Regions from separate parts of the Mus musculus genome. Here region 2 is linked to region 1. The links are chromatin loops, found by intact Hi-C in ENCODE. Cell type or tissue: left cerebral cortex. All regions are shown on one strand. Each heading gives the region's core, and the rest is flanking DNA. Links, peaks and the distances in the headings are about the cores only. Region 1 has its middle 82 kb from the start of Kbtbd8. Region 2 holds the start of Kbtbd8 (kelch repeat and BTB (POZ) domain containing 8).

Region 1 (15,542 bases), core at 4,840-12,839:
ATGAGACCAATGGTTGAAAGGCAATCCCTTCTTCCCTGAAAGCCTTGATAGCTCCTCCAGACAACATATTCATGTCACTTTTCATTTCACTGACTCCTGTCCCTATTCTTTTACCTTCTTGATTGCTGTGGATTACTGGTAAACCTGAGCCCAGCTCTGCCAGTGTTCTTCAGTATGCTGTCATGACTCACAATCTTTTTCCTTCCATATGAACTTTAGAATCAGTTGATCAATAGCGTCAGCTTTCCTTTCTGGGATTTTTATGAGAATCAAAAAATTCAATCTCCTGGCTCCCCAACATGGATATTCAGAACTGTCTGTAGTCACAGTTCCAGAGAGATCCAATGCCCTCTTCTGGCCGTTGTGGGCACTGCATGCACATGATATACAGATTCATTTGCAGGCAGAATACCTACACATAAAAGAAAATAAAAGGATTTTTTTTTTTTTTGTTTTGAGGCAGGGTTTCTTTATGTAGCCCTAGCTGCCCTGGAAATCACTCTTTAGACCTGACTGGCCTCAAACTCACAGAGATCCACCTGCCTCTGCCTCCTGAGTGCTGGGATTAAAGGAGCACACCACTACCACCTAGCAATGGAAGACTTTTTTAAAAAGAAGTATGCTGAATCTATAGATCAAATTGGAAAGCATTACCCTGTAATAACCTTATCCCTACAATCTATAGCACAGGGCATCTCTCCACATATTTCTATCTTCTTTTCATTTCTTCTATTAGTATTTTTATTTATAAATTTATATATGAGTATTGGGTTTTGTTTTGTTTTGTTTTGTTTTGTTTTGTTTTTTGGTGCTTTTGAGACAGGGTTTTTCTGTGTAGCCCTGGCTGTCCTGGAACTCACTCTGTAGACCAGGCTGGCCTCGAACTCAGAAATCCGCCTGCCTCTGCCTCCGGAGTGCTGAGATTAAAGGCATGTGCCACAACGCCTGGCATATATGAGCATTATAACTCATAAAATCTTATAAATTTATTCCCAAGGATTTGTGTGTGTTTACACATAAAACAGTCAAAAATTATTTTTTAATTTCAGATTCCCATTGGTCATTGTTTGACTTTATGTTTTGACTCTTTCATAATTTTTGTTGAGTCTTACTTTTTTACAAAGATAATATCATCTTCATGTGGGAACACTTTTATTTTCTTCTTCCTTCCTTTTCTTTTTCTTTTTCCTTTTCTTTTTCTTTTTCTTTTCCTTTTCTTTTCTTTTCTTTCTTTTTTTTTCTTTTTCTTTTTTTTTTTTTGACAGCCTTTTACTTTGTATCCAGGCTGAACTTAGAGTTTTTCCTGAAGACTGTTGCAGGTGTCCAGCACTATGCCCAGTTCCTTTCTTTTTGGATTTCATGCCTAGAGCAGCTAACATGATGTTGAATGGTAATGGTCAGAGAACAGCCTTGTTTTCTTCCTGATCACAGAGAGAGAAAAAGAGGCAGAGACAGAGAGAAACACAGAGAGACAGAGAGAAACACAGAGAGACAGAGAGACACACAGAGAGACAGAGAGACACACAGAGAGACAGAGAGAAACACAGAGAGACAGAGAGAAACACAGAGAGACAGAGAGAAACACAGAGAGACAGAGAGAAACACAGAGAGACAGAGAGAAACACAGAGAGACAGAGAGAAACACAGAGAGACAGAGAGAAACACAGAGAGACAGAGAGAAACACAGAGAGACAGAGAGAAACACAGAGAGACAGAGAGAAACACAGAGAGACAGAGAGAAACACAGAGAGACAGAGAGAAACACAGAGAGACAGAGAGACAGAGAAGCAAAGCAGAGACAGAAAACCAGAGAAACAGAAAGAGACAGAGAGAAACAGAGACAGAGAGACAAAAAATTCAGACTCTCACCATGAAAAAGGATGAGAGATGTGGCCTCTTTGTAGATAGTCTAGATAATCTTGAAAAGTTCACCCTGTGCACCTCATTGGATGAGATGACTAGAACTTGATTGCATCAAATGTTTATTTAGCATTAACTGACAGGGATATGATATCTGATCTTTCTTCTTGAGTGTATTGATATAGTGGATTACACTTATTGATTGCTCAACGTTTTCACCAACTTCGCATACTTTGAAGAAATCCAGTTGACAGGCATATAATTTTATGCATTGGATTTGTTTAGATAACACTATGTTCAAGGTATTTGCGTTCAATTTCTGAGAAGTATTTTAGTTGTCTTGTAACATTTTGGTTGAAGGGTAATACTTGACTTGGTGTTTCAGAAATGTTTCTTCTTTGGTTTGGGGAAAACATTATGGAACAGACTAATTCTACATTAAATGTTTGGTGGAATTCTCTCTCCAGCAAGCCTATTGGTCTCACTTTCATTTTTTGTCGAATGTTGATCTGAGTTTTTAAGCCATAGCGATTCTTGTGCCTGTGTGCATCTTCGAGGTCTGCTTTCTCTGTGTTAGGAGACTCTTGGGTGCAGGGCTGTCCATGCTGTTACCTTTGCTTGCCTGCACTGTTCAGGGGATCAGATGTGACAAGAGAATGCTGTGGTTTGTGGCTTTCCTCATTGAGGATTGTCAGGCTCCTTAATTTTTCTAAGGAGCATGCCCCTGTTTTCCTCTCTGCTGCCCTGTGCTCTGGCTTTGATGGGGGTTTGCTCTAGTGCCTGCCAGTTCTTCTCTCCTACTAGCTTTCAATGTCAGTGCTCCTCCTATCTCTTTCATTTTTAGCATAGCTTTTGAATTGCAGCTCTTAGTGCGTTCATCTTATTTTAATTTCCTATTTGCTCACTCTAATCTTCTATGTCACGGCTGAGTCTGTTTCTTGTTTCTCCTGTGCTTGCTTTGTGTTTTGGGATGCCTCTGAACTTCAGTGACAAAGGAACTACTGCCCTAGGCAGTTAAAAACTGAAGTAAAGAGTCCTAAACTGTGAGAACTTTTGATAACCTGGCAGGAAGGAGCCTGTGTTTTCCCTCGAGGTTTCAAGGTTTCCTCAGTCCATACTTAGGTCTCCCCTTGACGCTGGGTTTATCCATCTCAGACAGTCTGTGTCTCACAGCTGTCTATTCTGGGGCCTCTCAGTGTGGTGTTCTGATGTGAATATAAGGAAACAATTTACACATTTCAGGAAATCCCAGTGCTTCCATGAGCCTGACTCTGGCTTGACATTCATGCGTTTTCTCCTGCCAGTTAGACTGTTTGTAGAAGCAAACTCTGGGTACATTGTGCAACAATCTCTCTTCCCCTTCTAGAGTCACAGGGACAGTGTTCTTAGAGCCAACTCTGAGAAGAGTGGAGTGCTTAAATGGCAAATACACAAAACTATGGCCTGTCAGATGCAGCCCCCACTGTTCTCCGATCTCCCATGATACCTGCTCTCACAGAAGATGTCATCCAGGCCCCTAGAGTTCCTGGAACTTCCAGCTGCTGAAATGCCCAGCTCCCTTTGGGTTCCAATAGGTCCTCCTCCACTCAAGAAAATCCCAGCTGCACCCCTCTGGCTAAGCATAGCCCTTCAGAGTTAGGGGTAACCATTAACCTTGCAACTATGATCCTCTGCTAGATCCCAGGGGAAAAAATGTTTCTCATCTTTGGACCTGTAATTTTCTATTTGACATTCGACAATGAGAGTGGTGATTCCTGGACTCTTTACGAGTCTACATAAAAACCAGAAGTATGGGATAATTTTAAACCAAACTCCTATCAGTTTTACAGAATTGGAAGGAAGTTCTCAGCATCAAGGATGGAGATACCCCAAAAGAAGGCCCGCCAAAGCTTGGTCTAGTCTGTGACCTTTATATAATTTAAAATAAATATATGAAGGCTGACATGAAGACCATTGTACCCAGGTTTCGAGATCCTGTCAACAATAATCTATTCAGGAAGGGGTCATATTAACCCTTTCCTTTCTGTCACAAAGGTGCTGACTCTGACATTATACATATGACTGATGGCCTGGGTCTCTAGCAAATGGCTTCTGGGACTACTTTTTGATCTCTTCCCTATAGATAAGACTAAATTATGTTTCTGTGATATCTTAAGATTCTTACTGTCTCACAGGGTAGTTTGCCTTAACAATGACTCGCCTTTCTTTCCAAACGGATTCCAGAGCTACCTCAGCGTATCCTCTGGCAGTGACCAACAGGCAATAGTGAAACTCTTCTGATTTTCCCTGTGCTCAGTTGATGTTTCCATAGAGCAGGCATTCATCTTGATTCTTATCCCCCATTAGCTTGTCCTGCACATCCTCGCAGATTACAAGGTCATTGCCATAGAAGGCGGGATCACATAAGGTGGCCTCATCTATAAAAGCAGTCTCCACGGAACATGTCATGTGTGCTTGAATGTGAGCGGTGGCTTAGGAGGGGCATTTGTTACTTACAAAAAGCCTCGGGGATCACATCACAGGGCAGACATAAAACCCAGCCTCCCTCGGTGCTGGATAAAATGGAAGCACAATCAGCTCCATCACTTACGCTGCACTCAAACTGTCTGGGGCGTTCATGATCACTCATTAGTTATTCATTCTCACAGCGCATTTGTGAGAAAACATAGGCTGCACTCCGAGGGAGGAGGGGAGTCCTTGAACTAAGCCCTGCAGCTTTTCTGCCCCCTTTCCACACTACCCTGCAAGAATCCCTAGGTGGGCATTGCTGTCTCCTGACCAGAAAGCATGGTTTGAAAAAAAAAAAAAAAAGCGAGGTCAGAGCCTTTTTCTGTTTCAACTTGTATTTAGGAATAAGAATTTCCTTCACAGAAATTAGTGTGGCCTCCCGGAATCAAGGGTGCTTTGTGTAGACCTCGGAGAGTTATACCTCTAGGCTGAAAAACTGATATTTCTTTCCAGGGCTGTGTCGCTGCTGGATCATTTGCAGTTGTCCCCACTGCTGTAACCTCTCTGTGCGGGTGTGATTTAAACATCTCCTCAGGGTGAGGGTGAGTCCAGAAGTCGGGGGTTGCTAGGCAGTGGAGGACACTGTAGGATATTGAAATCCTTCATCCAAAGCTCTGCATCTGCTGCTTCAGAAATCCACTCCAACCTTTTGTTTGACTTCTCTTGGTAAAACGCTGTCCACATCTGTGAACGGAGGGGGAGTGGGGGAGGTGGCAGGGGAGACTTATACTGTCTGGTGTCTGTGGGTGGCACAGAAGCCTTCGTTGTGCTAAAGGCAGAACCCAAAAGTGGCCATTCCAGAGAACCATGCTGCTTGTTTTTAAATGAGGTCTGAGTAGACCCCGGTAATAATGGATTCTTGGAAGAAGGCCAGAGGCAGAACACATTCTAGGAGCCCTGGATTGAATCAAGGGCTTACATTATGAACAGCATTTGGAATTTTCCAGGATAGAAGGCTGTCTGTCCCAGTTTGCAGTGCGTTCACATTCAAAAGCAAATCAATTCCTGTTGCCTATGGGCTTTGAAATTTTATCTTAGCACTTCAGCCAGTCCACACAGGGTCCTTAAATATGATACACAGCCCCCGAGGAGGAGTGGTCTTGGCCTTCAGGCAGACTGTAGTCATTTATTCACAATAGCAAGTTTCTTCTTAGGTTCTCTGAGCATTTCTTATATGGGGTATGTCAACAGAATTATAGTTCTTGCACCAAAGGGAATGAGGGTTCATTTACTCTGAGCTAAGTTAAAGTGACCACAGGCCTAGGACATGGATTCAAGTTACCCTAAGGGATATGGCGCAGTGTGCAAGAAGTTGCAGGGAGCTTCATAGTCATAGAGAGAAATCAAAAGTCAGAGTGTTCACTCAATGTCATGAGGTCAGCAGGTAAGTGGTCCCCCTAGAGTCTGGTAGTCTTATCTATAGATTTCCGATACTTCAACATCCTTAACTTCAGGGTTGGTAAAGATAGTGCAAAATAATAATAATAATAATAATAATAATTAATAATTACATAATACTGCCAAAGATTTTAAGACAAACACAGAAGTCAGTGGCAAATGACGAGTGAGGGGGCTAAGGATAACCCACCATAATTTTGGCTGCCTATCGGCAACTTTCTTGCTCTCCACAAACAAAAACTTGCGATCAGTTGATCTTCAGCGCAGATGTCGCTTCTTCAGAAAACTTTGGTTCACACACAGCAAGTTCCTTGCTAAACCTCAGTTTTATTGTCTTTTAAATGGAACAATGATGATATCTATGGAAATAAGATAACAAAGCAATGTATTTCCTGGGATAGTATTTAGTCAATGTTTGGTGCACCTTCAGCTTGGTGGGTTTTTGTCAGCGTCTATGGATTGGCTGTGATAAGATTTAATGATTGTGTTAGTTCTTGAGTACCTAGTTAGTCCAGATGCTGATCAAAACCAAGAAGTTGGTACTTTGGCCACCTTTTCTCCTTTAAATATTATATTATTTATTATTATTACTATTATTATTACTATATCTCTCTTTTGCAGAAAAGAACTACTTTAATGAGTTTATGAAATTATGTTATAAATTACTCCAAGTAGAAACCCTTCCAGACATATTTACACGTGGAAAGAGTTGATATTCAGAGGTTCTAGCATGACCCTCTACTTACCCACCCAGCACACAGTATAAGGCCACAGCCACAGTTACTGTAGGGAACGGAGTAAGAGCCCTTACAGTCCCACAGTACACCAGGCAGGCACACACTGTAGGATGAATCACAGGGTACAACATCACTAAATGTTGTTAATTTCCAGAACACAAGTTTAAAGGAAAATTTTGGTTGAACTTCCACATGCTAATCAATTTCTGTATTCTTGGAGTTTCAATCAAATAAGTCGGTTAAAATTAACAATGTTCCATATCAACTTTATGCCCAGTACCCAATTAAAAATACTCTTAAGAAAAGCAGACTAAAGGTAATATTAAGCATGAGCAAAGTTTTGAAATTTAAGACTTCTGTGCATATTAATCTGTTCACGCCTCTATATATCTCCCTGATTTTATGTGAAGATTTCAGATTTGGAGGACAAGAGTAACCACTACATCAACTTAATTTTAAAACTCAAATGTTACAGAAACATAAATGTCTAATGACTGAATTAATTGAGATAATGAAGCAATTAGTGCCCTAGGTGATGGAGGTGCTTTGTTGAGACTTTGAAAATATTGATTTGATGACTGGAAAAGACCAGAATGCTTCAGACACTGTTCCTGACTGGACAGACATTCTTTATCCAATTTGGTTCACAGCTGACTGACTTTGCATGGCCCTGAATACTGCTTAAAGTTGAAGATCATTTCTGTTGTGGATCTGAGATAGATAAAATATCACAAAGCCGTTTGCTCAAATAAGACCAAGATGGGGTCTGTAGTGGTTGCTCAAGACTATTACTGGACGCTGCCATTGTAAGAACATAGGAATTTTACATTTAAGCCAAGAGTTTATGCATCACTATACACATGTGGGTTAGAATATTGACATTATCTGTTTTAAATTATAAGTTAGTTTATTCAAATCATTTATTATTCTATGCAATTGAGATCCTTTCGTGGCATTGTACCAATCCATTTCCATCTGGGATATTGGAGCCCCTTGTCCCAGACCCCTTTCTTAGCTTCCAATTGTCAATGTCAAGGAGTTTGATCTCTGCTGATGAGTGGATTCCCTCTGCCCAGATCCTGGCTGAAGCCAGAACAGATGACAAGCCCACATGCCTCCTGAACAGACTAAACAGGAAGGGATGCATCTAAGGATGGTAGAGCAATAGTACAGGACTCACTTGTCTCCTGGCCCATCCCTCTCCTCCTTTCACTCAATTAGCCCTCAAGGTTGCTCCAGAATCCAGATGTCTGTGTCTAGATGCATGATTAAAGCAAAGATCTTTTTCTCTTTTAATTGAAAACCTTTGACATTTATTCATTTGTGTTTTGTGCGTATGCACAGACATGTGCGTCAGGATGTACATGCAAAGGTCAGAAGAAAATATATAGTCAGTATTTCTCTCCTCATACCATGGAGTCCAGAGATAGAACTCAGGTTATCAGTCTTGATGGCAAGTACATCCCCCCACTGAGTCATCTTGATAAGCCCCCTAAAATTTATTCTTTAAGTTCTCTTCTTATTGTGTCTATGGAGAAGATTTATTTTTTAAGACAAGGTTCAGGCTGGTCTCAATCTCACTCTCTGCCTTTCTCGCCCTCCTGGGTGTTGCGATGACACGTGTACACCACCGAGCCTATCTTGAATGAGGGAATTATAAAAGCAAAAAAAAAAAAAAAAAAACAACTAATAACAAAAGAACACTGGGTCTCACTGGGTAGCCATGGCTTGGAATTCGCTGTGTAAACACCCACAGTGATCCACCTGCCTTTGCCTCCAGAACCACAAGGGATTTCGAAGGATTTCTTTTCTTTAGTGTTAAGTAGCTTCTGATAAATAAAGGACTGGGAACAGGTAGAGGTTGGGCATCCATGATCCCCAAATCCAAAATCCCAAATGCTCAGAGTCTGAAACTTGGCTTTAGTCAATGTCTAAGAAGGGAAAATTTACTTGTCAGTAAACTCGACAGACAGTGAAAATTCTACAACAATTCTTTTTTGTATTGTGCTAAAAATTATTCAAAATACTGTATAACGTTGCCTTCAAGCTATGAGTGTAAGGTATATATGAAACATAAGTGAATTTTGTCTTTAGACTTTGGTCTCATCTGGTGACAACTTGTTACCTATCCATAAATGTGACAAAATCATCTGAATTCCCAAACACTTCTGGTCCCAAGTATTTGCGTAAGGGACACGCAGCCTGTGCCACTTTGGTTGCTATCACAGTGGAAAGCTGTGGCAGGCATGTGGGAGAGCGAGCGTAGCCCATCTGCTCCACTTTCTTCTGTAATGAAGAAGCATGCACCATGGTGGGTCTGCAGACTTGCTGAGAAAGCTCCCTTCTGCCCTTCACCACACCCCACACAGGCCCGAGGATCTGCCCCAGTGTGCTGCCTGTAAGACTGTGTTTTGCTGTACAGTGTGAAAGGATTAGTAAGGACTCCTCTTGAGCTGTGCTTCTCCATGTTTCTCAAGCTTTAGAATCACTCGGCAAATTTGACAAAACAGAGTTCTGCCTCTCCCACTCAGAGTGCCATATGCAGAAACTCTGGGGTCTGGGAATTTGCATTTCCCATAAGTATCCAAGGGATAGTGCTGCTGGTGGCCCAGGCTACACAGTTTGAGAGCCATTGCTATGGATGCTTTAGAAAAGACAAAAACAATACAAGAAGATAGGTAGATAGGAGGATGAGACAGCTCGCTTTTGTCTTCCTTTGTCTTTGAGCTGTATCTAGATACCAGATGAGGAAACCTTTTACTGTTGCTGTTTCTCAAACTGTCCTTGAATTTACGGAGTACCCAAGGATAGCCTTGAACTCCAGATCCTCCTGCCTGTACTTCCTAAGTGCTGGGATTACATGTGTGTCACCACCATACCTGGTTTATGGCAGTGCTGAGTATCAGTCCCAGGCCTTTATTCCTCTAAACAAACAAGCTACCTACTGACTGAGCTCTGTCTCCTTCTTCAAACCACCAGAATTGAGATCTTGAAGCTTTGTTTGCTGTCTTTGTCTTTGTTTGTCTGGTCAATTCTTCCTTATCTCACATTGTGTAGGTCTATTTTACATCCATATGGAAATAGCACAGGGGTCATCTTTACTCCGTTTCAGTCATCATCTTCCAAAAATGAATGTATTTAAATGTAAACCTTCCAAAAACTCAGATGGTCCAGGCTGCCCACGACTGTGAGAGCTTTTCAGAACAGGGTATCTTTGGTGCTACCTACCACAGGAAATTTCTAGGCAAGGCTAGCATTAGATGATCATTTCTAAATTTAATGAGTGTGTGCTTTTGCTTTAGTATATGTATTTAGCACTTAGTATTTAGCATGTGTATGTGCATGCATGTCTATGTGTGGGTATGTGTGCATGTGTATGTGCATGAGTGTGTGTGTGTGTGTGTGTGTGTGATTTTGAAACCATAAGTTGGCATCAGGTGTCTTCCTTTATTGCTCTCTACCTTGTTTTCTGAGATAGGGTCTCTTGTTGGATATGGAACTCACTGATTCAGCAACACCAAGCCCCTGGGATTCTCCTGGCTCTACCCTCCACACCAAGCGCTGGGATTATAGATGCATGTGGCCATGTCTACTTTTTGCACAGGTGTTAGGGGTCTGAATTCAGATCTGTGTGCTTGTGTGTTAGGCACTTTACTTGCTGAGTCAGCTCCCAAGCCCATGAGCATTAGTTTTTTATCATCTGTGTAATTTACAAAAATTAAACAGTCACAAGTCTGAGGCCAGAAAGGGATACAGTGTCTTCTAGGCTAGCCTGAGCTACAGAGTGAGACCACCATCTCAAGAAACAAACAAGCAAAAACTGAGTAAGTAAATACAGTCTTATTTCTTACCTCTATGCTATCTCTACCTTTATGCTATAAAACCCACTCTCCTTAACTGATCATAGAAGCCTTTTGAGAAGGAAAAGAGTTTTTGCACCACAGATCTGATATCTGGGATAAGGATCATCTTTGACTTTATAGGCTTTTGAAAAGACACATTTGAAACACTAAATTAACCCTGACCTACAGCCAAAATTGGCTGTTAAGGCTCACATGCTTGGGAATAAACAAACCCATTTATTTCTGAAGGGTTTCCATCTCTTCTCTCCTTGGGGCCATTAATTCTGTGAGCCTTTCAAACTGTGATTTGCCAGAAGCTGCAAAAGTGTAACAAATTAATTATAGATGTATGTTAAATTGCTTACATTACCATCCCTGGTTTAGGGATAGCTCTTGTGAGCAGAATGGCTGATCAAAGAGTCTTTCTATCCACCCCCTGGCAACACAGAGCCATTTTTGTTCTGCTTGTCATGCTGTGCATAGGTAAGGGATAAAAACCAAGCTCTGATTTGCAGACCTGCCTGCAGGCTCCCGAGGAAGGAACATCGTATGGAGGAAGCATCCAAGTATAAATGCAGATACCCTCTTCTGTTACTATGCTCATCTGGGATGCCCCACAAGGCCTGTATATTAAAGGGTTGGTCCCCAGTGTGGTGCTGTTGGGATATGGTAGACCCTTTAAGACAGGAGGCATAGTAAAGAGTGTCCTATCATTTGAGGTATTCCCTTGGAAGGATATCTCTTCTCCCACCAGTATGTACTGCCCCTTGGCCCAAGGTCTAATGACAATGGTTCTGCCCACCATATACCTAAATCCCCAAATCTGTGAGCCATAGCGAACCTTCTTTCTATAAGATGACAACCTCATGTATTTGTTATAGGGTTAGAAGGCTGATCAAAACATCTTCATTCCCTTGAGTGTTACAAATCCAGAGTTTCAGGTATCACATTAACACCAGTATCCTTTCCAGCTTCACTCAGCCCTTCCGTCTTCAGGCTTCACCATTCCTGCAGTCTCAGAGGACCCATGGGAGGCCCTGCAGCTTCTCATGTGTGGTTCAAAGCTCTTGTTTTTTTGTTTGTTTGTTTGTTTGTTTGTTTGTTTCTGTTGTGGCTCCTGGTTACTGCTATTTTCTGGTCATAGGTCTAGGCCTCTAAGATTTGCTTCCTATCTGTATTAGCTCTTTGTAGTTCAGCTAAGGCTTAATATATAAGTAATCTGTTGAGTCTTAACTTAGTCCCTGAATGTAGGATCTCCTGCATCTCCATAGAGTTGAACCTCTAGTAAGAAACTGAATATACAAATGAGCAATGGCCAAAACATATGTCAAAATTAAACCTTGATCCGCAGTCTACAGTAATAAGTCCAGGCAGCCAAGCCACAATTTCTGTAATAAATGGCTCAAAATAGTTGGTATTTCATCATCAATGAAGAGAGACATTGTCTATTGCCAGAACTAAATACCACAAGCCAGGTAAACAAGGAATCTACTCATGTCCTACAGTTCTAAAGGCAGCAGTATATGGTGCTGGCATCTGTGGGCGCCCCTTGCTACTTTGTAGCAAGGCAGAAGGCATCCTATGATGGGGCAAAGTGAGTATGCTAGCTCAGATCTCCCTATGAAGCCACTAATACCATAATGGGAGCCCCAGCCCCAAGGCCACATTTGATCATAAGTACCTCCCCAAGTCTTTATTTCTGAAGAATTATGACTTTAGGAATTGTGTTTAAATATGAGTGTTAAAGGAGACAAGACCTAGATCGTAGTAGACAGCCACTCTACACAGCTTCTCAGATGGCTTCCAATCGAAAGGAGCTCCAGGTGCCCTCAGGAATCGCCTAATGGTCAACCCCTGCTGCAGCTGGGTCCTGCCCAGCTCACTCTATTCCCCCACCTCTCCTTACATTCCTTTCCTAGGAAGCTACTTTGCACCCAAATCCTTGAGGGCAGGCTGGCCTTGGGAGGACTCAAACTAAGCAGAGGAAGCCTGCTTTTAGAAATGATTCAGCCTGCACTGTGCGAGTGAAGACATCCCTTCTCTGTGGTGGCTTGTCTGAGACATGTGGTCAGGTGGGAAACAGACAGATGGGGAAGGGAAAACAGCTTGTTCAGAAAGATTCTTTTTAATAAATCTCTTGTCATCAAATTATCTGGTCTTTCTTATTAGGGTTTTAGAGCTAGGATGCGTTACAAGTCTGCCCTTCATGTGTGTGTGTCCAAATCCTTTAATCCTGGGTAAATATTCAGAATATTCATAATTCCAGATGGAGCCGTTTAATTAACCTTTGATAAGTGCAAATTTCACTCAGAGTTTAAAAACAAATACTTTAAAACTTAAGCTATGAAAGAAATCAAAATTTCAAAGGCAATATAAAGATCACAGGGTTTCAGAAGTAGATGTTTTTTTTTTTTTTCATATGAAAGTCAAAAGCAGAGGTGGGGAAAGCAAGTATGGAAATGAAACAGTTCTGAGTTCAGAAAGTAAACCGTGCAGGGAGCTTCCTGGCAAAGGTAAGCTGTGGTGAAGAAATTCAAGGTAAGATCTAATGAGTTCCCTAAGTGTCTCTTGTGAGACTTATCCTTGTATGATAAATAAAGTTCATTTGTATGTAGGTGTTACACATAAGACCATGCCCTATTCACAGTTCTTACTGTCCAATAATCAAATACAGAAGTGAATTAGAAAATACCTTTTCTCTGTCTCTGTCTCTGTCTCTCTCTCTGTCTCTGTCTCTCTCTCTGGTGTATGCATGCAAGTGTGTGTGTGTGTGTGTGTGTGCCCCAATAATAGACCACATTTATCTTACAAAGAATCACTTAAGATGAGCTGGAGAGATGAATCAATAAAAAGCACCTGCTGAGTTTTTCAACTCAGTTGTTCAGAGCTCAGCATCCACGAGGGGCAACACAACCTCTACTAACTCTAGTTCTAGGGGATCTTATACCCTCTTCTGTGCTCTGGGGGGGGGGGGACGACTGCATGCACACAGTACACAGACAAACATGTGCACATACATGCACACATAAATATTAAAAATAACAATTATCACTTAAGGAAGAGAATAAAGAATGGTGATACTACTTTAAAGTAACGAATACTTTAGGAAATATATCCCAATTTTAATATATGTTTTTAAAATATACATTTAAAACTAAGTGTACACACACAGGCAGACAGGAACACAGAATTTCAATCAAAATGTATTGAATAATATCTTGGGCCATTCACTTATTTTATGATGAGTCTCTTACCATGTCAGTGAGTGTTTATTAAAAATAATATATAATGGATTTCTTTATATCTCATTGTATTTTTATCCCATGATTTATGTAACATCCCCTACCGTTAGACATTTTTATACTTATGAATATTTGTCATTATAAATAATGCTGCGGTAAATTTTTATCGCTGAATTGGTTTCTTATGATGAGTTATTGGAAGTTGGGGCAGAGGTTGTATCCCCCTTGGCTCTCATCCCTCGTGGGGATGGAATTCAGGTCCTGAGGCTTGAAAGTGGGCACCTTTCCTGATAAGCACCAATTACCATTAAGCCCAATATTGTGTCTTCTGTGCCTAGCATGAAGATTGGCATAAAATAGATGCTCAATTAATGCACACTTAGGAAGTGAACTCAGAAGAATTACAAGTTCAAGACCGTCCTCAGTTACACAGCAAGTTCCATTCCAGCCTGCCCCCTCTATATGTACATTGTATATGTATATATAATTTACATATTCTTGGTAAGTTACTATTTAATTACATTTTTAGAATGGCTTCTCTCTATGCAGCCCTGGTTGTCCTAGAACATACTATGTAACTAATTTCTATATTCACCTGCCCATGCTTCTGCCTCTGCCTCCATTTCCTGAGTGCTGACATTCATGCTGACTTTAACTATATTCTTAACTTATTATATCAAATTTAACATTTTTATTACTATGATACATGAAAATGTCAATTTTAAATCTGAAAATACTATGAGTAAATGTTGATTTGTTTTTAGCATTTGTCTATTTTACTGTATAATATTAAGAGGCCTATAGCCTTGCAATATTAACTGTTAATCTTCATTTAGTGAGTTGTGGCTCACCATCATCCCATAGCATCATGAAAGTACCACCCTGTATGTTTACAGCCCAGAGAACACCTTAAAGTGTGATATGTGAGTATGGGTCGTTCTGAATGTATTTGGCCTTCATACCACTCTATGGTTGAAAGTTCTTCAGTGTGACCATTGTAAATTGAGAATCACCTGCACCTATATTCAGTGCAGGTTTTCACGAGAGCCTCTGGTTGGGCGAATGCCTGGTTGTATCAGCATCTTGTGTGGCAGTGGACAGCTGAGCAGTGTTACCAGGACCTGGGCCCCTTCCCCATCTGGCCCTAATGTCCATCCCTTTTGCCTCACTCTTGCGCTCCAGACTCCAGCTAAAACAGAGACATGCAGGAAGCAAACTGATTGGCTTTTATGGGAGAACCTTGAGGCAATTTTCCTGATTGCTTTTTTTTTTCTATTAAAGAGATGATGAGGTGGGGAAATTGGAGGCTTGATGAAAACAGAGAACTTTTGACCTGGGTCCCGTGAAAACTAAACTTGAATGGACAAAAGCTAAGATGGAAAATAGGATTGCCGGAGAAAACGCACAAGCTGTTTTAAGGTCAACAACCACAAATTTCTATTGGCCCCAACTTGCACAGGTGTGTGCTGCATAGCTCTGGAGTGTGAGAACAGACAGGATGCACTATGGGTGGGCCCAAATATAGGTGGAACTTTTGTTAGTCAAGTATCAAACAGGCAAAGGGCATTGAAAACACTTGCAAGTTAGGTGATTGAAAAGGTGAATACTAAGATGCAATGTGAAGTATAAGGAAGTAGGAGCTAGGAGGGGAACCAGAGGGACCACAGCTCACACGGTGTAGACAAAGTACTGAATCAGTCACTGGGAGTATAAAGAAAGCTGAAAGAAATGAGTATTGACTATGTCAAGACTGTAAGATACAAAGCCATGATACAAAGATACGTGAAGGTCTTCCTCTAGCCTATGTGTGCCTGCATAGGGCACATATACTGGTATTCCCATATGCATGCTCTACATTTACATATTACACACACACCTGCATATGTTGTATATGAACACAACTGGTTTTCGAATAGTCTCAGATTACAGTTGGTCAACTCTGCTGATATGGGACC
Region 2 (15,542 bases), core at 2,399-10,398, 80 kb after region 1:
AGTTATATATGTAAGGAGGCTTTGTAGGTTAGAAAGGAACACTGGATACTATGTAAAGCTTCCCTTTAAACTCTTCTAAATTAAGGATAGTCTCATCTATAAGTTAAATTGCTTACTTAATAAGAGTGGCATTTCACTTTATTTAAGCCCTAACTTTTGCTTTACATATTACCTTCTCTTTCAACGCTAACATATTATAGTATTCTTGATAACGAAAATGTTCTCTATAAATTTCTTGTACAGAAAAGTTCATTTAGAAAATCTCAATTTCTCTTTAATAAACTAAAACCAATGATAAGCAATTTAAAAAAACTCTCAAGGCCTCAGATTCTTCTTATATAAAATACAACCTCCAGTTACAAATTATTTGTTCTGGTACTTAAGTTCTATTAAGTTAGTACTGCTTTGCTACAGTATTTGCTTATACAGCTCACATACTCCAATGAGGAGCCTTAAAATGATCTTTATAAGCTATTTTTGCCAGTAACACACATACACAGAGAGGGGGAGAGGAGGAGGAGGGAGGAGAAAAGCGGCACACTTCATCACACTGGATGATAGAACCACACTGGATGAATCACACACCCATTCTTATACTTTGCAAAGAGAAACCCAAACCATAGCATGCTTTCATTTAACTAAAATACAGTACCAGATAGTACTATACTTAATTAGTTCTTCAGAATACGAAACTTAAAGCAAATATATCCAGGCTTCTCTGAGAAATTTTAAGTCAACTTTAAAAGCAAAGAATACCATTTTTTTAAAGATTTATTTATTATTATATTTAAATACACTGTAGCCGTCTTCAGACACACCAGAAGAGAACGTCAGATCTCATCACGGATGGTTGTGAGCCACCATGTGGTTGCTGGGATTTGAATTCACAACCTTCGGAAGAGCAGTCAGTGCTCTTAACCGCTGAGCCATCTCTTCAGCCCCCAAGAATACCATTTTAAAAAATGGGATAGGGCTTAAAAATAATCATGTATACCTTCATGAAAGCCTACATTGTTCCTGATTTATTTATTTATTTATTTTAGTATAGAATAAAGTTTATTAAGGGAATGGGGAGGGGAGTTGGGGGATGGGGAGTAGAGGCTGGCCATGAGCATGTGAAGAGAGAGGAGAGGGGAATGGGGAAAGGGGTAGGAAGAGGATAAGGAAACAGGAGCAAGAGAAGGGAGCAAAAGAGCTGTTCCTGACTTATTAAAGTAGTCATATAAGGAAGTATTTTAATATAAGCCATTAAGAAACATGGTAAATGAATAAGGATTTTAGAATTACCTACACTGCATTCAACATCCCAGCAACTAAACCACGTAAGAGTCAAGGAGCTCTGCAGGTAAAGTGCTTGAGGATCTGAGCTCAGATCCATAGGATCCATGAAAAAGCAGGGCACAGTGGCACACCTCTCTCACACAGCAGTGAGAAAGAGAAAGTCAGATTCCTGAGGGACCTGAAGGCAAGCCAGTCAACTCAATTGGTAAGCTCCAGTTTTAGTGAGAGCCTGTCTCAAAAAATGAAGTGGCCAACAATAGAAAAACACCCAATGTTAATGTCTGGCCTGCACACTCATATACATACAATTTTTGATAAGCTAAGATCTAAAGAACATAATTTCAAGCCTTTGTAATTAAGTTTCTTATCTATTAAAGCCCTTCGTGGGCACCGGAAAGTAGGTCAGCAGCTAAGAGCACTAGCTGTTCTTTTACAGGACTCAAGTTTGAATCTCAGCATCCACAGGGCAGCTCACAACCATCTCTAACTCTAGTTCCAGGGTATCCCTCTTTTGGCTTCTGCAGTCACCAAGTATGCATGTGGTATATACACATACATTCAGGCAAAAATGCTCATATATATAACATTTTAAACAAACAAATACTTGGTAGAACTGGAAATACAGCTCAGTGTTTAAAAGCACTTGCGGCTCTGCACTTCCAGAGGACCTGAGTTCAGTTTCCAGAACCCACACGGCAGTTTACAACTGTCTCTAATTCCAGTTCCAGGTGATCCAACACCCTATTTTGGCCTCTGTGAACACTGAATGCACCTGGTGCAGACATAAATGCAGGCAAAATGCACATAAATATAATCTTGGAAGAAAAACAAAGTTCCTTGGTAAATGAAGAGTGCAGCTTCAGGAAACTCATTCGTAAGTTCCATAAGAAAGTAGTTGCCACATCTCTTGATTCTATTATTGAAGAGCAAAAATAGCCAGGTGTGATTAACCTTTATTGTTTATTTGAAAATGCTCTGAAATAATAAGAAATAAAGTATTCCTTATTATGTTTTTAAAAATACTTTGAGATCCAAACATAACTCAAAAACAGAGAACTGACTATTTCGGGAACTTAGGAATATTTTAACATTTTAAATGTTTTTGACCTTGATTTTCTAAGAGAATGTTCTAGCATAGTTTATGGTTAGGAAGAAGCAACCACTAGGAAGTGTTACCTGCTTTGCTATTATTAAGAAACCCAACCTTGGCATGCAACCCTTTGATGAAGACTCCTTTTGCTACCTACCCTGTAAAACGTAGATTTTCTCTTTGTGCTCCACAGCATTATGAAACTCCATTGCAACTGGCATGGCACACACAGTCATCCAGCAATTCTCTCTGCTATCATAGCACTCCACAGACTTCAGTGAGTTTCTTCCATCACCTTCGTAAACACGCCCTCCAATTGCATACATTTTACCACAGCAGTATACTAGCTTGCAGCCTATTCTGGCCCGAAGCAAGGACGGCTTGGAAAGCCATCTGTTGGTGGAATGGTCATACATCCAAAAATCATTTTCTGCTTTATGGTCGATGGACACCTCACTGCTGCTTGGCCTGTAGCCTCCTGCAATGTATATGTCATTATCTGGTGACACAAGAATCCCAACTTCTCTTAGGTCATTTGGTGGTTTGCATAGTTTAAACACTCTTCCTGTGACGATATCTAGACAAGGCACTGTTTGCTTCTTTCCTGAGTGTTTGTGGGCAGCATCAAAACATATGATCATTTCAGAAGCAGTCATTCCAAGCCTCTGTGTACAGCCACTGGTGTTGGAGGGTTCTCCACAACTTTTGACTATGGCCTGTGCAAACTGAGGAGGAATTTTCTCGATAAATGTATCTTCCATTAGAGGAAAACGTATACATTTGGCAAAAATCTCTGGAAGGTGTACTTCTCTTTCACTCTGCTCATGTTCAAACCACCTTATAATGCTTTCATAAACATGTTCTTCCCGATCCACATTTAAATCGTCACTGTCTAGTATGCTTATGAGTTGGTCTTTTGTCAGTTGGAGAAACTCTTGTTCTTTGGTGACACACAGAAACTTTTTACGGATATATTCTTTTGATCGATCTCCAAGCTCCTGATGACCATAATGATCAGCAAAGATAAAGACTCCAATAGAATTCTGTGGATCCAAATGACTAATCATATACTTAGCACACTGGTCTTGTATGGAAGGAATTTGGAAGATGCTAGCTGTAGTGAACAAGGCTTGAACATTGGCCTCTGTCAGAATAACTCTAGAGGTATAGGCATAATTCAATACTAAATCCATTGATTCAGCTTCAACACCAATGATTCGAACTTCTTTCTGAGTACTTTCTGTAAGGCCGCTAGTGAACATGGATCTAAGGAAAAAAAAAAGATTAATATTTTATATGCACTGCAAACGGAAATTTTTAGAAGTATAAAGTCATCGCACATACAAGCCCTTCTGAAAACTGATCATCTAGCACAAAAGACTTACATTCAGCTAATCCCAAAAGCTCTGTTCTCAGGGCCATTCCATCTTGTACAGAAGGAGTTAAAAACATACAATCTAAAAATAAGGCAGATTGCTTCAAGCTGAAATCACCTGGGGAACTACAGGTGATGGAAGGGCCCTGTGGTGTCCCCTCCCCCTTCTCTCTGTCTCTCTCTACAGCAAGCCATGGAGATTCTTTGGAATGGTGGTCCTTCACCTATCAAGGCTGGAAAATATCCTTGATTGTCAGAGTAGTTGTGACTGGAGTGCGTCTAAATAAACAAACTCTGAAGTCACACTCTATCTTTCAAGTACTTCTGTATCTCCCTGACTCTCCTATATCCCTAAGTAACATCCCTGCAATTTATTGCTCTAATCCAGATAGCCACTTGCCTTGATATTCCTTGACAACTGTACTTTACTTTCTTGAAAAAAATCTCTCTGGGTACATAAAATTAATAAGATTCATATAGGCATCTCTTGTTTAATTAGATCTTGTGCTAACTGGGTTTCTCAGTTTCACCAGAGTCCACACAAGAACTGGGGGAGGCAGAGGGGCAAGATTCTGTTCTTATATGCTAGCTCTGGAAGGAGAAATTGTGACATATTTCCGATCTGACTGTCCTTGTAGCACCCATCCAAGCTTCTAGTCAAATTGCCTTATGGATAATGGACCTTATATTATCATGTCTCAGAAAAAGTTCAAGATACCATTAAGATAGCAAAATGAGTCCTAAGCACAGTAAGTCAGTCTAATAAAATCTGTGACGGCCCAAGGAAAGCTGTATTGTGTGGACAAAGTAGATTTCCCCTCAGAAAGAGCACGGCATTCTTCAAAGGGCTACACTTTTCACCTACACCTTCTAAAAGACTGCTTACTCTTGGGCACTTTGAAAACCCTTCCTTAATAGATATACCTCATTTTCTCAGTTAAGTTCCTGTACTTTACCTATTTATATCTACACAAAAAGTTATGGCAGGGTTAATATGCTTTTTTTTCTAAAGAGTTTAACATTTAACACATCACTGATTCTTTGGAAATTATTTTTAAATTCCCCAATGTCCAACCTTAAGACTGAGCTTCTTAGATGGGTGCAGTGGTGTATGATCGCACTTAGTGGAAGGCTGAAGTGCGGGGGCATCCTCAACAACAGTAAATTCTGAGTAGCCTAGGCATACACTTTTAAGACAGTTTGGTTTTTGTTCTTGTTTTAAGTGAGTATATTTTTGAATCTTCTTTCCCCAACACAGATAGAATACTTGGAGCTTTAAGTAGGACTTACTTGTAAACATCATTACCTTTCCTTAAGGTTTCATTCTAAAGAAACTTTTGTTGTTACTATGCTGAGACAAGGGCTTTTCATACAGCACTGATTGTCCTGAAACTATGTGGACTAGGCTGGCCTCAAACTCAGAGATTCCCCTGCTTCTGGCTCCCCACATGCTGGGATTAAAAGCATGCACTCCCATATCCATTCAATGTATTTATTTATTTACTTTTACTATTCAAAGGGAATATAGTTTTGTTTCATTAAAAAAAAAAACAGAAACTTGAATGGAGACCCACTTGATCCATTTTGTTAAGTGTCACACAATAAGAAGTCTAATTTTAGAATAAAATCTAGTTCTGCCATTTGAATGACTTAGATATCACTCATCTGGATCTTTTCATACACATATGGGCATAACTGTATAAGCACAAGATTATTAGGATTATTGAAGACAATACATATCAAGTAAGCTTCACTCAGAGTTTGGTAAGGAACAAGCGTGCCATATATTCAAATACACACATGACAAGCAGCAGTGGCTTCTAATGCCAAGCCAACCTGTGTTCTGGACATTTCATCTTTTTTCTTTCCAGCTTTCTATCCTGTAATAATTAATACTTGGTTCAATGACCTACCCCAGGCAAGTCTAAACGATTTTCAATATCAAAACTGATGTAACTGTATTTGACCCAGCATTCTGAGAAAGAGGGACCAGAAACTAATGAATGCAACATTACAGTGGGATGGATAAGCACCTTATAAGCACCTCAAAAGATAGAGCAAGAGTGTGGCTGACAAGATAGTCTTCCTATCATTCACGAACCACTTCTGTATGCTGAAGGGCTTTTAGAAGGAAGTACCTGAAACAAAACCGATTCCAATCATCTGTTCTTAGACTAAAAACTTAGTTTTCAGACTTGAGTTCAAATAAAACTTTCACTTTTCAACATTTTATGGCAAAAGGGACAAAAAGAGAGTTTAGAAAGCATGAACTATTTCTGGGAATCTTGGAAAGTAAGACATAAATAACCTGTATTTTATTTCACTACTCTTCACAAAACTCCATGGCATTAAAACAATCTTAAAATCCTAGTTTATTTATAAAGGAGCAAGTTCCTATGTTTTAAACTCAAAAAAAAAAAAAAAAAAAAAAAGTCCTATGTACTAAAAACCGGGGGTGGGGGGTGGGGAAACATCAGAAATATTTAAAATTCTAGATCATTTCAATGATTGATTGAAACACTGTATATCCCCGTTGCCCAGTACAGCAGCCACCAGCCACACTTAGTTGTCTGTGCACGTGACATGTTTTAGTGTCGCCACTGATTTTAATTTTAAAGCATTATAATTTTTTTCAAATGTGGCTGGCAGCATACATAGTATGAATACCTCACAAGTCCACTAACTTAAAATCCAACTATCTAAACTCTGGAATCCCACCTCAAAACAGGGGCTCATTAGTAAGACAAGCAAGACCTGTTACCTACTCTCAGAAAATAAACACCTGGTTTGCCTTTATGTATTTGTCCCAACTCAGTACCACAATCAAGTGGCTAACACTGGGTTGAAAGGGAGTCTTGTACGGATAGTAATATATAAGTTTCTACCGTCGTCATACCTGAAGTAGGGGCTGATTGCAGCAAGAACGTTTCTATGACAGGAAAATGTTTTCCCGTGATCCACTTCCACTACAATGTCTGTCAACTGTCCTTCATCGTACATTGTTTTGAGTTGCTTAAGAATACTGCAAGCATGGAAAGGATCCATGGTATCGTTGGCTGTGTCTGAAGATGGAATCCCATTCGGTGTTGGGGAAGACTTACTTAAATCTAGGAGAAAAATCGCACAACCACAAGAAGTTCGAAGCCAGTTTACGGCATCGTGGGTTTTTTTCCCCCCCACCCCGTACACAAACGTCCGTGTGTGGGCACAGGAGCGCCGACACAGGCTCTAGGAGCCGAGAGCTCAACAAGGGCGAACAAGTTCCCAGGCCGGCGCGCTCCTCCGGAGCCCGGCGAGCCCGGACCGCCGCGCTCGCGGAGGGAGCGTGTGAGGCGAGCCAGCCGAGCCGGCAGCGGCGGCGATGCGCGGGGACTCGGCTCCGGGTCGAGCGCGGGACGGAAGGCTCCCGAGGGCAGCGCGATCGAGGGCGACTGCCAGGGCACCCCTCAACCGCCTCGCGGGCGGCCGGTACCCAGACGCCCCATCTTCGCGGGCGCGCCGCCCACCGCCCTCCTCCCCATTCATCCTCGCCTCCGCGCCCGCCGTCTCTCCATCCTTCCCTCCCGCCTTAAGGCCGCCGCTTCAGGTTGTGGCCGGCGCCCGCGCTCCTGCTTCCCTCCTCCGACACTGCGGGCGGCCGCACCACGCCACCCACCTGCCGACGCGGCCATTACTACAGGGGCCCCGGCTCCGGTTATTTAAAGAGGAAATGTCATTGCGTTTCGCTCGCTCCCGGGTTCCGGCTCTGCTAAGCGTTGCCTAGCCAATGAGGGTGGCTGACCGAGTCGGCTCCTCCCCGAGCCTCAAAATACCTGGCTCTGATTGGTCAGTGCGCGATTACCAGCGCGTCGGGAAATGTAGTTTTAAGGCCCCCGTTCCCGCGTGCTCCTAGTCGGACAGAGGCCCAAGCCGAGCATTTCTATTGGCTAGCTGGGCGGAGGAGCGCCCCGAGCCCGCCAGCCTGTGCCTTGAGATGCACAGCGCCCGCTGGGAAATGTAGTCATCTGGCTGAGGCGAACTGTCACTCTGAGGAGTGAGGTAGGAAAAGCTCTTATTGAGCAAATTTCCCCGGCAAGGGCCTCTCTCCTAGTCTCGACTCCACTTTAAAAATAATTGTCTTCATACCCCAAATTCCCTATCCGTGACTAGATTCTGGTATGAAAACGCGCTCTGCACGAGGGCTATGAAACTCCGAAAAGTTGGAAATGGTCAGGAGGGCTGTTATCCAAAAATACAAAGGATATAAGACAACCCCCCCCCCCCCAACACACACACACACACCATCGATAGGTCTCTGATGAGTCACCTGTAACGCCCACTTGAAATTGCATCCCCTTAGCCACATGCCCCGCTTTTCACAGATCAACTGGGTCTGGTTACATGGCCACTCAGGACCTGAATCCACTTGGCTTGCATTTCTAGCACACCAGGAAACACCTGTCACACCGAAGAGCGCTCGAGTACTCAAGGGAGACTCGGATAATTGATTTCCCCTGGGCTTCTTGAACGTGAAGAGGGCCTCCGGCTTTCCTGTGAAGAGATGCTGGAGAGAGGCTGAGCCTGGCGCTCCTCTGGACCGTGCTCAACCCTGGCTCTTGCACAAGCTCTTCCAGCCCTTGAACCTCTCTTATAACAGCGAGCACTCGGCATTCAGTCTACTTCATAGTTTTTTGCAAGAAAGCAGGGGTTTTATTGTTGACCTATTTTTTTTTCTTCTCCTATTGTGTGTGTGTGTGTGTGTGTGTGTCTGTCTGTCTGTCTGTCTGTCTGAGTCTCTGTGTGTGTGCATTTGTATCTGTGGTTTGGTGTTTTGTTTTGTTTTGTTTTGTTTGCACGAGTGGATGTACATGTTGGGGGGCGGTGCAGGTGCACGTGGAGGCCGGAGATTGGTGTCAGAAATCCTACAACGCTGCTTTTCTACCTTATACAGTGAAGCATGGTCTCTCAATCGAAACCCAGAGATATTAACTCTCTCTCTCTCTCTCTCTCTCTCTCTCTCTCTCTCTCTCTCTCTCTCTCTCTCTCTCGGCATGGCAAGCACTTTAATCACGGAGCCATCTCCCCAGCCACCTTGTTATCTATTCTGATTTCCTCATCCTGTTTCTGGCATCTAACAGGATGCTCTGACAAGTTGTAGAAACTTAAAAGATGAATGGAAAGCGAAGTGAACAAATACTTGCAGATACCCCTTTATCAGTGAATGGGAAGGAAGCTTCAGTAGAGACTTAGTTCACAGTAGTAACTTTCCTAGCATTAGGTCAAGCAGTTGAATATTTTATTATTTTTTATTTATGTATTTAGTATATTGCTGTAAATTGAACCACAGGCACCATGCATGCACACTACCAGCTCCCAGGGAGCCTCATCACCAACTCCAGGTGACCTTGTTAAAGGGGTCTTGAAATTTTACCTGTGACTGATAGAGTGGGAATGATTTAAAGTAGTTCTATTCCCTAGGTACGTTAGAAATTTAAACAAAGTTCCAAGTGCTGTGCCACTAGGCAAATTAATAAGATGTGGTGCTTCCTGGGGATCGGGGCTTAAGAGCCTCACTCACAGTCCTTGCTAATGAAACATTAAAGGCTTGCTTATCAGCATAGTCTTTACATGATAAATTTGACTTCATGTTTGTTACTTCTAACTTTGGATTTGCATTTTTCATGTATTCAATAATTTAGTAAAAACATTCTGCTCACAATATTGAGGGCATTAAGAAAAATGGCATTATCAGTATAAATTTAGCAATTAAAACAGAAAGCATGCATTTTGGGAGAAAGTCCTATTGGTTGTTTAACTGAAGTTCAAATTTAATCAACAACTTTTTCAATGCTGTTAAAGCTCTTTAAGAGACTCTTGGCTAATTTTCTTTCATTCTTGCTTTTAAAACTCAATTTTCTATTTAATTCTGTACTAATTAAATAATGTAATTGTCTTTGTTGCTAAATTAAGCAAACGAAAGCTTCCTTATCCTTTAATGGTCAAAGATTTGTCAATTTGGGAATGGGGCAGACTACAAAGTACAGAAACTAAATCTAAATGTAAGAAATAAAAATTTGTAAGCTTGCCATTTGCATGAATATCCTATAAATAGACTCCACAACTGGTCAGGTGGCATTGTCTAGAGAAGATTTGTTATCATTATGATGCACATTTTAAACAAAAGGGATAAGCAGAAGGATCTTTGACTAAGCCTGCTCAGTCAGTCAACAGGTTCTCCAGGGCTGGAGTGAGGATTAAAAAGAAAAAAGACAATTAGACAACTCTGTAACATGACTTCAGTCAGTTCTGAGGCTGAGGTGGGTTTATTTTTTTCCCAATCTACTTTTATACCATTTTGATTATATACAGGGGCTGGAGAGATGGCTCAGTGATTAAGAGCACTGACTGTTCTTCTGGAGGTCCTGAGTTCAAATCCCACCAACCACATGGTGGCTCACAACCATCTGTAATGAGAACTGATGCCCTCTTCTGGTGTACCTAAAGACAACTACAGTGAACTTGCATATAATAAATAAATAAATAAATCTTTTTTTTAATTACATATAAGAAATAAGGTCAGTTCTAGGTAAGGAACAAGCAAGACAATAAACAAAGTCCCCTGATCACTGTTTCTAGGGGCTCATCAGGATGACCAAGATATCTGAGCCTACTTCCCTGTCCTAGTCCAAAGTCATATTCTTGCCTGAAGCCTATTTCTTTGTTCTAGCCCCAAATCAGATTCCTTCCTGGGCTTACTTCCTATGTCCTGGCCCAAAGTCAAATTCCTGCCAAGTGGCCCCAAAATATTTCCACAGATCTCAAAGAAACCTACCAAGCCTATGAACAGCCTCGAAAGAAAGACGAAAAGGTAACCCAGTTCTCTTGATGTATTCACCACTGTGTTGCCCTTTGAAGCAATTTTCCCACATAGTTACAGTTTAAAGTAAAATATATAAAGGATAGAAACCTATAAAAGCAAACTGGAAGAACTGTACTTAAGTTAGACCCTGGGGCTTTCTTATAGTATGTATATATTGCCTTGGAACTAAAAGCAAAAAGAACTTCTTGAAAAAAGTCTTGATCTTTAAGTTATAGAAAAGATGAAGAGTCGTGAAAACAACAAATTCAGAAGATGAGAACAAAATGCATTCACCTTTCTGTGTGTGTGTGTGTGTGTGTGTGTGTGTGTGTGTGTGTCTGTCTTAACATTGAAAGAGTAACTTTTAGCGATTATAATTTGTACACAGGCAACTGTCAGTAATGATCCCACACAACACAGATGTGATAGCAGCTGATGGCAGAGGAGGCAGAGGAAATAGAACCTCACTTCTGCAAATGGATTCTTCGGCTCACCAATTTCCTTGTTGGGCACTGTGGAGGCTGTGAGATTAACCAGGGCTGTATAAAAGGAAAGAAGGGAGGAAGGCACATGGAAGACTGTCACCTTTCAGCAAATGACATCCTTAAGCATTTAACATCTCAGCTACAGTCTACTTGATGTGGCCAATGTGACATTTGTCTTGCCAAAACCTTGTATCATCAGGACTAATGCCTGGAATAAAGCAACAGAGTATTTTTAATATAAATTGAATATAATTGCAGATACTAAAACTGATGTTTTAAATTCTGGGGCCTATATGTTGCATATGGTTTTCTTTTTTAAAAATCCAGAATTCTAAGTGGATATTAGCATTAAGTCTACCTATTGAGTATTCTCTACTTTATTATATCTTTTTATGTAATGGTAAAACGAAGAAAAGTATATTTTTTCAAACACTGATTTTAATTATAGCAGAGGATACTAAAATGTGTTTATTTGTCTAACTAGTACTTGGAATTTAGCCTACCCAAGAAGGAAAATGTGTATGCATGAATACTTAATTTTAAAAAAAAACCTTGTTTTGTTTTGTCTTCCTTTGGTTTGCTTTCAGACAGGGTCTTTCTATTTGCTTTGGCTGGCCCAGAACTTACAATGTAGACCAGCCTGGCCTCACACTCACAGAGATCTGCCTATCTCTGCTTCCTAAATTCTGGGATTAAGGGTATGCACCACTCATCCAGGCTTCAGAATATTTTTGCTCCTCATCACTTCCTGCATTCTGGGAAGACACCATGTGCTACAGGGATCATGACAGAAGAAAGAGAGGAAAGAAATCAGGAAAGAAGGGAAGGGGAGTAGAGAAGGGACTAGAAGAGAGCCTAAATTCTAACTTAGGACCTTGTTTGTGAGGTAAAACATATTCAAATAAAAATCAAGTCAATCTTAAGAGTTGAAGGTACCCTCTATTTAACTGAAGATACACATTTCAGACCATATGTTAAGGAATTCAGAAGCACTAAGAGAGCCTATTCACTTAATGTAGGCATTAAGCAGGAAATCAAAGCAGGATGTGTTGCAGAAACATTTGCCAAAGCAATAGACACTTTCTTATTTCTCATAGCTTAACCCTGAAGGTAAAACATCAACTGTGTGTACCTTACTATTAATGATGGTCTTTGGCTCAGGATCTTTTGATTACACTGTGTGGTCCCAGAAACCAGTGCAGCATTGGGACCCTATGCTTACTTCTGCATCAAACACAGCGTAAACCAGAATCTGCCAGGGATGATGAGTGCGCAGATTTGAGAGGCTTTCATTGAAAGAATAAGGGAAAACCAGAGTGTAGAAGGTGAAGCCCCCTGCCAAACCATTTTGACTTTATTGGGCAAAACTGATCAATTTAAAGGTTTGATGATTTAGTGTTTCTTGATGGTAGATATAATTTACCATGACTAGTTATTAAGCTGATCACGCCCCACAAATTAATTCAGTCACACTCAGATGGATATTAAGAGCCATAGTCACTGTCCACGCACGTGTGACAATAATATCAACACTCTCCTCTATTTGAAGTTTAGCTTATAACCCACATGAAGCTGGTAGAGTTAAAAGTAGTTCTTGTTTTTTTTTTTCTACCCCTAATTATGTTCTGATATGTTTTAAGTCCATGGATTAACTAAAAAGCGTAAATAGGGACATGAAACCAAGAAGCAATCTTCAGCCTGCAGATACAAGAACAGAAATTTATGGAGACTAGGGAGCCAGTATTTTGGAAAATACACTTTAAACATAGCAGAGAGAGCAGAGTTAAATATTTATGGAAGAAAGCTACTGATGTGTCCGTAAGACTTTCAGGAATATTTAACTTTTGTGTCTGGTTGTTGTACCAAGGGCTTTCTTAGCCTCAGTCCTCCTGATCGTTTCCCTCAGAATCTTCTTTGTTGCGGCAGACTGCCCCGAGGTGGTGTCTGAGGATTTAGAACAACATCTCTGGCCCTGCCCATTAGGGGCTAGGAGCCTGACCAGCTTTCAGAAGTGAAACCAAAAATGTCTCCAGACAGTGTGAATGTCCCTCCAGCTGAGAGCCACTATTTTAAGTGTGTTCCTGCTTCTGTTCCTCTGGGCCATGGATGGCTGCTGATGGCTCTGTTTCACTTTCCATAAATACAGTACTGCCATTTAAAACTATCTCATTTCTTTTTTAAAAAAAATTTAGATTTGCGCTGGAGAGATGGCTCAGCGGTAAAGAGTTCAATTCCTAGCAACCACATGGTGGCTCACCACCATCTGTAATGGGATCTGGTGTGTCTGAAGACAACTGCAGTGTACTCATATACAAAAAATAAATGCATCTTTTTTAAAAAAATTAGATTTAATTTTATCTTGTGTGTATGAGTGGTTTGCCTGTATGTATGTCTGTGATGCCTGGTGCCCAGAGAGGTCAGAAAAGAGGGTGTCAGCTTCCTTAGAACTGGGGTTATCGGTAGTTGTGAACCACCATTTGGGTGTCAGACACAAACTCATGTCCTCTACAAAAGTAGCAAGTTCTCTTAGTCCCTGAGCTACCACTCCAGCCTCTTTATCCTCTTTTACAATATGTGTTGCAAGAGTATAGTTAATACTTGACTTACTTCATAACACATACAACCCCTGAAGTCCGATCTCCGGCTTTATATATTCTATTTACTTCTGATTTTCTACATTGACTTCTTCCAACTTTAAATACAGTTGTTATGGATTTGAAATCTCTTATTGCAGCCATGCAGTGGTGGCACCTGCCTTTAATCCCAGCACTTGGAAGGCAGAGGCAGGCGGATTTCTGAGTTCAAGGCCAGCCTGGTCTACAGAGTAAGTTCCAGGACAGCCAGGGCTACACAGAGAAACCCTGTCTCAAAAACAAAAAACAAAAAACAAAAAAAAAAACCAAAACAAAACAAAACCAAAAACCAAAAAAGCAAAAACGAAATCTCTCATTGCATTAAGTAAATATTCTTGTAAAAATATTTCTGTGTTGTGTACCCCGAGAATTCACATGATAGTGTTAGGTTGTGGATCTAATCCATTTTTAAACTTTTTTTTTTTTTACCGTATTCTGCTTTTAAGGGTTGGTTCATCCATATTTTTTGTTCTTTTTCTACTTTACCTTCGTGTGTGATATATATATATATATATATATATATATATATATATATATATGAATATATATCACTCAAAACCATGCATTTAATTGTATAGATATGCATGTTGAATAATAGACAAAATAATGACTGTTCAAAGACTTTTGAGTCTTATTTCCCAAGGACTGTATTTTAAGCCCCACCAGTAGTAGTAATTTGTCTCAGCTGCAATGGGAAAGTTACAGTGGGTGAGTTTAGACAGAAAGCACTTGCCAATCTTTGTGAGAACTGAGTGATGAATTTCTTTTTCATTCTTTTCTTTTTCTCCCCTCCTCCTTGGTTCTTTGAGACAAGATTTCTCCAGGTAGCCCTGGCTGTCCTGGAACTCACTCTAGAGCAGGCTAGTCTCTGCCTCTGCCTCTGCCTCTGCGCCTGTCTGCCTCTCTGCCTCTCTGCCTCTCTGCCTCTCTCTCTGCCTCTGCCTCTCTGCCTCTGCCTCTCTCTCTGCCTCTGCCTCTCTGCCTCTGCCTCTCTGCCTCTGCCTCTGCCTCTGCCTCTGCCTCTGCCTCTGCCTCTGCCTCTGCCTCTGCCTCTGCCTCTGCCTCTGCCTCTGCCTCTGCCTCTGCCTCTGCCTCTGCCTCTGCCTCTGCCTCTGCCTCTGCCTCTGCCTCTGCCTCTGCCTCTGCCTCTGCCTCTGCCTCTGCCTCTGCCTCTGCCTCTGCCTCTGCCTCTGCCTCTGCCTCTGCCTCTGCCTCTGCCTCTGCCTCTGCCTCTGCCTCTGCCTCCCTAGTGCTGGGACTAAAGGTGTGCTTCACTACCAGCCCACTGCTGAGGTATGAATCTCAAAGCCTTAATTTTACTTTTCTCCTCCACCAAGTGTTTAATATTAATGACAGAATGGGTGGGGGAGCTCAGCTCAGCATCTGAAGGAACTCAAGTGAATAACAGTTTGAAGAACAATAAGGGAAATTTACATGGTAAATAGCCATCCAAATCTGTCTGTAAACTGAACTTAGCTTGACTGCAGGATCCTCCTGCAAGGAGAGTGAGACTTAGCCTGAGAGTCAACACCCAACCCAAGGGACAATGCCAGGAGGAAGAGGTATTTCTAGACCATCATTTACTACTTTACTGTTTTGGTTTTTTTCCTAAAGATAGTGGGTTCATTACGAAAAGATGCTCAAACCTTTCTCTTTCTTGTGGCTGAACGCTAGCTGTTTCTGGAACCATAATTGCTGTGCTCATTAGATGAGAGGCAATACAAGGCCAAGGAAGCATCTTGAGCAACAGATGCTTCGCACACTGCTCTCTTGCATAGCCAGTTAGCCCCTGAGAAGGAGCGACGCCCACTGGAACAGCTCAGCCCATGGATGTGCACTT

The links. A loop is a pair of places that touch in the nucleus more often than their neighbours do. Peaks named below come from ENCODE experiments on the same cell type or tissue, not always from the same donor. Only the 100,000 strongest peaks of a DNase experiment are listed, where the experiment ranks them.
Region 2: a loop joins it to region 1, with 2.4 times the contacts of the local background. A loop is called at or near these places in 7 of 42 quality-filtered maps.

What each region holds. Positions count from the first base shown.
Region 1 is chr6:95,192,079-95,207,620 of GRCm38, reverse strand. No RefSeq gene overlaps it. Among named protein-coding and RNA genes, the nearest start is that of Kbtbd8, 82 kb to the right of the region's middle. In left cerebral cortex, for the core only: no CTCF peak of the experiment used is centred there; DNase peaks (open chromatin) are centred at 5,190, 8,416 and 8,826; H3K27ac peaks cover 1,188 bases.
Region 2 is chr6:95,109,834-95,125,375 of GRCm38, reverse strand. Kbtbd8 (kelch repeat and BTB (POZ) domain containing 8) reads right to left here and starts at 7,496. Exons shown (of 4, transcript NM_001008785.5): 1 at 7,402-7,496; 2 at 6,643-6,853; 3 at 2,529-3,637. The coding sequence starts at 7,417. Kbtbd8os (kelch repeat and BTB (POZ) domain containing 8, opposite strand) reads left to right here and starts at 7,745. Exons shown (of 2, transcript NR_153843.1): 1 at 7,745-7,784; 2 at 10,973-11,359. In left cerebral cortex, for the core only: a CTCF peak has its summit at 7,380; DNase peaks (open chromatin) are centred at 6,804, 7,058, 7,588, 8,201 and 1 more place; H3K4me3 peaks cover 1,580 bases; H3K27ac peaks cover 676 bases.